Linked DNA regions of Homo sapiens: region 1 is linked to region 2. The links are chromatin contacts, found by POLR2A ChIA-PET in ENCODE. All regions are on one chromosome and are shown on one strand. Each heading gives the region's core, a stretch centred on a gene start or an enhancer-like site at or near the end of the contact. The rest is flanking DNA. Distances are from core to core; before and after follow the strand shown.

Region 1 (4,075 bases), core at 668-3,167, 2.4 Mb before region 2:
AAACTCCTGACCTCAAATGATCCACTCGCCTCAGCCTCCCAAAGTGCTGGGATTACAGGCATGCGCCACCACACCCGCCTAATTTTGGTACTCTTAGTAGAGATGGGGTTTACAGGGTTTCACCATGTTGGCCAGGCTGGTCTCTATCTCTTGACCTCAGGAGCTGCCTGCCTCGGCCTCCCAAAGCGCTGGGATTACAGGCGTGAGCCACCGCACCCAGCCCTGTACCAAAGTTATTAAATGGAGGAAGCAGAAATTAATTTGGGAGGGAGGGTCAGGGAAAACTTCCTGGAAGACACATCTATGCTGAAATGTGAGTTAAGTTTGCCAGACTAAAAAAATGAGAGGGCTCACTTTCTTTGAGTATTCAGGAGGACAAACAAACAAACAACAACAACCAAACCCAAAAACAGTACGAGAGCACAAACAAGACTGAAGTACACATATGTGCCCTGAACACAAAAAACATCTTGAGCACCCTGCTTTTAAGCCTCCTGGCCATTCTGTCACTTCTGTTGGAAAGTATTTCCCTCCTTGTCCATTTCTGTGAATTCCTTCTGTTATGGTTAAACTGTTCCCCCAGCACTCCAGAATGTGATTGTATTTGGAGATCAGGCTTGTAAGAAGGTAATTAAGTTAAAATGAGGCCATTAAGGTGGGCCCTAATACAACCTGACTGACGTTCTCATAAAGAGGAAATCTGGATGCAAAGAGAGACGCCAGAGATGTGAAAACACAGAGGAAAGACCATGCGAGGACACAGCAAGAAAGCAGCCACGTGCAAGCCAAGGAGAAATGTCTCAGAAGAAACCAAACCTGAAGACACCTTGATCTTGGACTTCTAACCTCCAGAACTGTGAGAAAATAATAAATTTCTGTTGTTTAAGCCACCCAGTATTTTGTTTGCAGTCCTAGCAAACTAATACACCTTCTATTCCAGGCCCAACACTGCTCACTTTCAGAGTGAAACCTTATCACCCATATACACACACCTTGGGAGTGAAGGTTTCTCACAATACTCTGTGCATCCTCCACTCAACTTTCATTCATTCATTTAAGCAACAAACACCTAGTGACCACCACTGTGTGCCAGACCCTGTTTTAAGGGCTGAGAAGAGCTAACGTTTATTGAGTACTTACTAAGTGGCAGCCACTAGTCTAAGCGATTTACATGCACCAACTCATGAAATACGACAAGGTTCCAGGGACGCAGGTGCCGCTATGACATTCGCTTTACAGATGCGGGGCTGAGGCACAAAGAGGCCACACCGTAATGAAACTGAGCTAGGCTGTGGGCTCTGTCGTCTTAAGCGCTACTCTCAACTACAGCGTGGAAGGAAACAGAAGCCGAGAGATGGGCAGCGCGTAGCGGAGGCGGGCCGGGCTGGCTTCCAGCGGGCAAAGCCTGGAGATGAGAGGGCGCGGGTGGGGTTTCCAGGCCGAGGAAGCTGCACCAGGGAGAAGGCCCGGCTCCCAGGCCCGGAACCTGGCCGTCTGGGTCTCAGTCCGCGTCCCCTGTGATGCCCGGCACAGAGCAAATGCTCGCTGACTCTCGCAGGAGCCGCCAACCCCCCGGGTATCCTCGAGTGCCCAGAGACGGGAAGGAGCGGTGGGTCCATGCCCTTCTGGGCCACCTTCGGGCGCCCGGCCTCCCTTCCCTTCCGGGCCATTCCCACCAGCGCCAGCCCCGCACGCCTTCGCAAGGCCGGCCACCTTACCCTCGGAGGCCGCTCTCTGCCCCGCCGCCTACTCTTCACCTGCAGCAGCTGCCTTCAAGGCCACTCGCAGCGATCCGCTGGCCGCGGAATCATCACGACAACGCCCCCTTGGCTTGCCGGAACCGCCTTCCTGCTTCCGTTGGCGTCACTTCCACTGGGGGGGGCGTGGCCGCGGTGCGCAGGCGCGCTGGGTGGTTCAGAAGCGAATTCTGCACCGCGAAGCCTGAGAGGCAGGTAGCTGCGGCGCTGGGCTGGCGGCGGCGAGTCCACGTGCTCCCCGCGGCCGGTTGAAACCGTTGGCGGGCGCTGGCTGAGAGGTGAGGGGTGGTGGCCCAGAGGTCCGACCTGGGAGGCTGGGGCTCAGAGAGTGAGTAGGGGAGGGACGGGATTTCCACCGTCAGCCCCTCTGGGTTACGCATGGAGGAAGGAGTTCCATTCAGATCTCACTCCTGCTCTGGGGAAGTGGCAGGAGTCCTGGACTTAGGGTGACCAACTCGTTTTAGTTTTAAAACTTAAGGTCCGGCGTCCTGGGAACTCCCTCGGGCCTGGCCAAACCAGGACGATTGGTCACCGCCCGACTGGGCTTCAGGCTTGCTGCATGTTGGAGACAGGGCTCTTCTCTGAGCCTTGGGAGATCAGTCCCTAAAGAGGAGGCCTTAGGATGTAGCGGTCCAGAGCACATACTTAGGATCAGAATAACTACTGCGTGTGAATCTGGGTTGCCACTACCTGGATGTGGGATGACCTGGTGTAAGTTTTTTAACCTCTTTGCGCCTCACTTTCCTCATCTGTCATAACATATAGAATCTAACTCGGAGAACTGTGATGAGGATTACATGAGTAGAAATGTGTTAACCTCCTATGAGAGGGCTTGGGTGCTCCATGAATGTTAGGATTCTCTGAAGCACCTACCTCTGAGGAGAGAGGGAGGAGGATGAGGTGGGGTCTGTATTTGCAACCCTGATTTCTAGCAGAGAGGGCCCACTTGGGACTTACTCACACTGTGCCCGAGGCTCCCAGGGTCTAGCATAGTGCCTGACACATGGTAGTTACTCGAGTGAAGGGATGGTGTTTAAAACAGTGCTGGTGATGCCGTGGGTGGGGTAGGAGGCAGAGAGAAATGGCTTCTGTGCCTCAGTTTGCTCATCTGTTTAGTGGAGATAGGTGCACCTACTTCCCAGGGCTTTTGCAAGGAACAAGGGAGAGATTCTCTCCTTGTGAATGTCACCCATTGTAACCCTTGTCAGCCTCATACACAAAGGTTTAGGCAGGATGGTGGACAGAGTATGTTTGTCTGTCCTTCTCTTGCACCATACCCATGGTTTCTCAGAATGCTACCCGTGGAAGGGGCTTGAGTCTTGTCAAGTTGGCCTGACTTCTTGTTTCACAGATGAGATAACTTGAAGTTTATAGAGGCAGTGGCATGCTCAGGGTCACAGTGTTCAGTGGGGGATATCCTGGGGTTGCCAGCTAGGCCCCTCAGGTGGGCTGTTTGAGTGGTAGTGGTGGTAATGATGTGTAGGTCAGTGTCTGCATGTGCATGCAAGAATATTTTAAGAATAGTCAAGGCCAAGCGCAGTGGCCCGTGCCTGTCATCCGAGCACTTTGGGAGGCCGAGGAGGGTGGATCACCTGAGGTCAAGAGTTCACAACCAGCCTGGCCAACATGGTGAAACTCCGTCTCTACTAAAAATACAAAAATTAGCCGGGCATGGTGGCATGTGCCTGTAATCCCAGCTACTGGGGAGGCTGAGGCCGGAGAATCACTTGAACCTGGGAGGCAAAGGCTGCAGTGAGCCGAGATTGCGCCATTGTACTCCAGCCTGGGCAACAGAATGAGACTCCGTCTCAAAAAAAAAAAAAAAAAGAAAAAAAATTGAATAAGTAATACAAAAATATAGAGGGAAGAAGATTTAAAAAAAATCATTCCAATCTCAGAACCAAACCTAAGGGCATGTTATCAGGGAACTTGGTAAAGTAGGCAGCCATGGGGTGAGGAGCCAGAGAAGGTTGGAGTGAATTTATGAACATAAATGGGTGGGTTGATGGTCATATTTAAAGGAGCATGGGTTTAGGAGGGGGCTGGGTATAATAGCATTGATGTGCAAATTAGTAGGTCACAGAGAAACCTTTCTACAATTGGGCAGGGATGAAGCTTTCATATCTGGTGTCTTATTTAACTTTCCACCCAATGCTTTGAGTTAGGTATTAGATCCATTTTACAGATAAACAGATTCTGGGAAGTTAAGGTGCTTTGAGGTCATTTAGTTTTTAATGACTTTTTTGACATTAGCAGATGTAGGCTCCAGCTCAGATCCTCTACACCTGAGTCAGGGCCCTGTCCAACAAAAGCTGGCA
Region 2 (3,905 bases), core at 1,016-3,515:
TCTATTTCCTTGGCCTAGTATTAATAGACGGTCTTTAATGGTACTTTATTCAACTGGTCGAAAAGGAATTCTCACAGAATTCCAAATCCATACTGACTTCTGCCCCTCCAGTCATGTCTGACGATCAGTTCTCAGCAGCCCATGTGTCACCAACATGAACCATCCCAGTGTGGTGAGGGCAAGGGCACCAGGAGGACTAGGAGCAAGTCTCGGCTCCATCACATGTAATTTGAGTCCTTGGGGCTCTCTGAGCCTCAATTTCTCCATCTCTAGAACATAATGGGTAGGTTAAGGCTGAACATTCCACCAAAGAAAAACTCCTCCCCACAAGCCACTCACAGTTCTGCTCTCCAGTGGAAATAAGCACAGCCAGCATGGCCCCAACCCTCCAAGGGTGAATCTCTAGCCTTGCTCAAGAGCACTATACACATGAGTAAATTGTTCCACTGCCTCAGGCCTCAGTTTTCTCACCTGTAAGCTGAAGAGGCCGGCCCAAAACCTTGCCATAAGCATGCTGGTGAAGCCTGGCATGAGCTGCCACATGACACATTTTCATGTTTTTTTGATCCTCCCATCTCAGCCTCCCTAGTAGCTGGGACCACAGGCAGTGCCACCACGCCCAGCTAATTTTATTTTTTATAGAGACCGGGTCTCGCTATGTTGCCCAGGCTAGTCTTGAACTCCTGGGCTCAAGCAATCTTCCTGCCTCAGCCTCCCAAAGTGCTGGGATTACAGATGTGAGCCACCCCATCAGGCCTGACATACTTTCAGAACAGCTACCAGATTACTGCACAGCAACCCAGGTTTACATTTATTGACCCCACTCTCCAGAGGAAGAGTCAAAATTCAGGTTGAGTTACTCAAGTTTTAACAAAACCAAGGGACATGGCTAGGAATAAAAGCCAGATTTTTTTGTTTGGTTTGTTTTTCAGTTGGAGGAGAAAGAAAAAGCCAGCTCTGATGCAGGAACATCGTTTGAGGTCAGGAGTTCGTGAACAGCCTGTGCAACATACCAAGACCCTGTCTCAAAACAAAACAGCTAGGACTCTGACAACTTGCACAGGCCTCTTCCCAAGCAAAAGCATGAGGTTCAATACTGCTGTGGGCACTTCAAAAAATCTTTGTAGGCTGGGCATGGTAGCTCATACCTGTAACTCGAGCACTTCAGGAGGCAGAGGTGGGAGGATCGTTTGAGCCCAGGGGTTTGAGACCAGCCTGGGCAACACAGCAAGACCCTGTCCTACAAAAAATAAAAAATTAACTGGGCATATAGTGGTGCACACCTGTGGTCCAACTACTCAGGAGGGTGAGGTAGGAGGATCACCTAAGCCTGGGAGGTCAAGGCTGTTGTGAGCCATGATCACACCACTGCCCTCTAGCCTGGACAACAGAGACCATCTCAAAATAAATAAATAAATAAATAAAATTTAAAAACTTCACCACTGCCATTACATGAGCGAGAACTAAACAGCTCCTGAGTAATCAAAAAACGTTTTTTTAACCCTCAAAGCTCTTCATTATTTTAACAATTTCAAGGAGTTACAACTAAAAAGCAACACCCTATAGACCACCAGATGAACAGAGACTGCTGCCCCATCAAGAGTTCCTTCCTTCTGCCAAAGCCATGGCCCCTTGGTTGTTTCCTATGGCTTATACTCATCCGAGTGTCAGGGCCATCCCGAGTGCCACGTGAAGGCGTGGAGACACCATCACCAGGCAGAATGGAGCAGCACCACCACACCTTTCCATCGCAAGTTAGGATAAGGAAACACTCATTCGCTTGTGTTCAGTGTGCTGGGCTCTGCACTGGGAACCAAGAACAGGAGGCAAAAGACACATCCCTAGGCCTCAGGGAGGCAGGCCATCTGCTGGACCACCTGGCTGAGGAGACAGTAAGTGGACACTGGACCACAGGGTAAGGACAGCGGGAGCACCTCTGCACAGCTCTGCTTCCCACTCATCAGATGGTGCAGACTTAAGAAGTCACACTCTAGAGCCCAGCCTGTCTCCACTGACCACATCAGGCTAAAGAACACCTTGGAGATGAGATCCATGAAAAGAGTGTAGCCTGACGTTGTCAAGCAAGGGCTCTGAAACTGGCAGAACCACGTTAAGAAACAAGCTTTGCCTCTTTTTAGCCATTTGAATCTTGAACACTTAGCTCACCTCTCTAGACCTCTCAACTGGCTCAGCAGCCAGCTGAGAACTGAGGAGGCAGTGCCAGGGCATCCTGGAGCCCACCCTCCAACCCAAAGCCAGGGCTCAGGCAAGTGGCTGGAAGTACCAGGCCTGTCCTCACCTTCTCCGCCCGCCCCAGTACTCGTGCAGGTGCCCTCATAGGGTGGCCATGCTCACTGCTCAAGGTCACATGACCCCTTACACAACGTCTCCTAAATACCTTTTTATCTGAAGGACTTGAGATCTTAGACACAAGAGCTGCTTCGACAAGGCCCTGCTCCAGCAAGGAGTCATATTTTATGCTCCTCTTCCTGTTCCTTCTCGCCTTGTTTTCTGGTTTTTGTCCATTTTCTTCTGACTGAGACACATCAGCAGCACTGTCACCACAAATGGAAGATTCAAAGAGAGGCTTCCCATTCATGTATGTTTTGGTGATTTTCAGCTTAATTTCTGGAGAGCCATTTTTGATAGGGGTAGTGTTAGGGGGTGTCCCAATCCCTTTCATTTCCTGGGACTCAAAACGCAGTTTGGCATCGTGTGCGCCGGGTTCTCCATTAAACACCCGGGAAGTAAGATCTTTCAGCTTGTCGGCTGGAATAAAGGGCAGGGCGTCGTGGCCGTTAAACTTCTGCATGACCCCCTCCTGCAGGCTACTGGAGAGCTGGGCTTTGCTGAGGAACACAGAACACTCGCGGTTCACCTCGCAGCTCGGAGTCTTCCCGTTGGCACTGCCGAGGATTTCTGGTGCCTGCTTCATCTTTATGCACTTTACAACACTCTGAACAGAAAGGGGACTCTGCTTGATGCTAAATTCCATCCAGCCCAGATGCTTCCGTTCTTAGAACACTATGGTATTAAAAAAAAGAAAAAAGAAAGAAAAAGCAATTACATTTAAAACCTAGGATAGGTATGCCAGGACCTCTACAGCTTTGTGGGGTCTGATTTTCTTTGTAAGCAATTTATGATGTTTTTATAATAATTCAGGTCACAGAAGGCAGTTTTAGTATCACAAAAATTACACGGAATCACAAAATGATAAAGCTGAAAGAAAAAGGAATCATTTTTTAAAGGAAGAACATGAAAGTCAGTCAAGACAGCACACTCCAGTCATACCACTAATAATCTACAGTGTGGCCATGGACACATAACTTAACTTGCCAATCATCCCTGAAACACAGATTTCCACCTGTCCACCAACATATACTTAAAAGAGCTAATATGTGTGAGGCAGCTGGCATAATGCCAGGCCTATGCAAAAGGACAACAGGGAATAGCATAAAAGCAAAATCAACACTAACAGGAAAAGAGCTCATCCCAATCCCTCCTGTTACAGCTGAGGTATCAGGCAGAGGCTCAGAATGTGCCCAAGATGACCTGGTCAGCAAAGTCTAAAACCAGATATTCCAACTCCAAGCACAGGATTAGCTCCAGGTTGATGAAAATAAGAAGCAAAAAGCCAAGAGTCTCCAAGGGTGAAAGCAATCCCAGTCAGGTCTGGCTATGCTCAACCCAGTATTCTTATCTCAGTCCACTAATCCCCTCCGTGTTCAGGCCTAAATTAAACAAGAAAGAACACAGCAGTAAGGTCACATTTTTTAGCTACTACCTGAAGATTAACTACTTGAGAACAACACTGCTGAGCCACAACACAGGTTACTTTGCCAGTGCACCACACTGGCCAGTGAGGCCCACGTGCAGAAGGGGCAGTTTAGGAAGGTAACTCGCTG

What was found. ChIA-PET counts read pairs that join two places held with the same protein, here RNA polymerase II (POLR2A).
Region 1: POLR2A ChIA-PET joins it to region 2 with 11 read pairs in B cell. The contact joins the promoter of LYAR here to the enhancer-like site in region 2. POLR2A ChIA-PET finds 5 or more read pairs at or near these places in 2 of 52 experiments (B cell and naive thymus-derived CD8-positive, alpha-beta T cell).

Annotation. Positions count from the first base shown.
Region 1 is chr4:4,287,996-4,292,070 of GRCh38, reverse strand. LYAR (Ly1 antibody reactive) reads left to right here and starts at 1,917. Exons shown (of 10, transcript NM_017816.3): 1 at 1,917-2,035. ZBTB49 (zinc finger and BTB domain containing 49) reads right to left here and starts at 1,820. Exons shown (of 8, transcript NM_145291.4): 1 at 1,719-1,820. RefSeq lists enhancers at 2,892-3,429, 3,430-3,968.
Region 2 is chr4:1,899,745-1,903,649 of GRCh38, reverse strand. It overlaps NSD2 (nuclear receptor binding SET domain protein 2), which reads right to left. Exons shown (of 22, transcript NM_001042424.3): 2 at 2,399-3,024. The coding sequence starts at 2,995. Among named protein-coding and RNA genes, the nearest start is that of NSD2, 30 kb to the right of the region's middle. Within about 2 kb of position 2,265, at least 3 of the 41 ENCODE cell types and tissues checked have a DNase peak (open chromatin) inside an H3K27ac peak, as active enhancers do.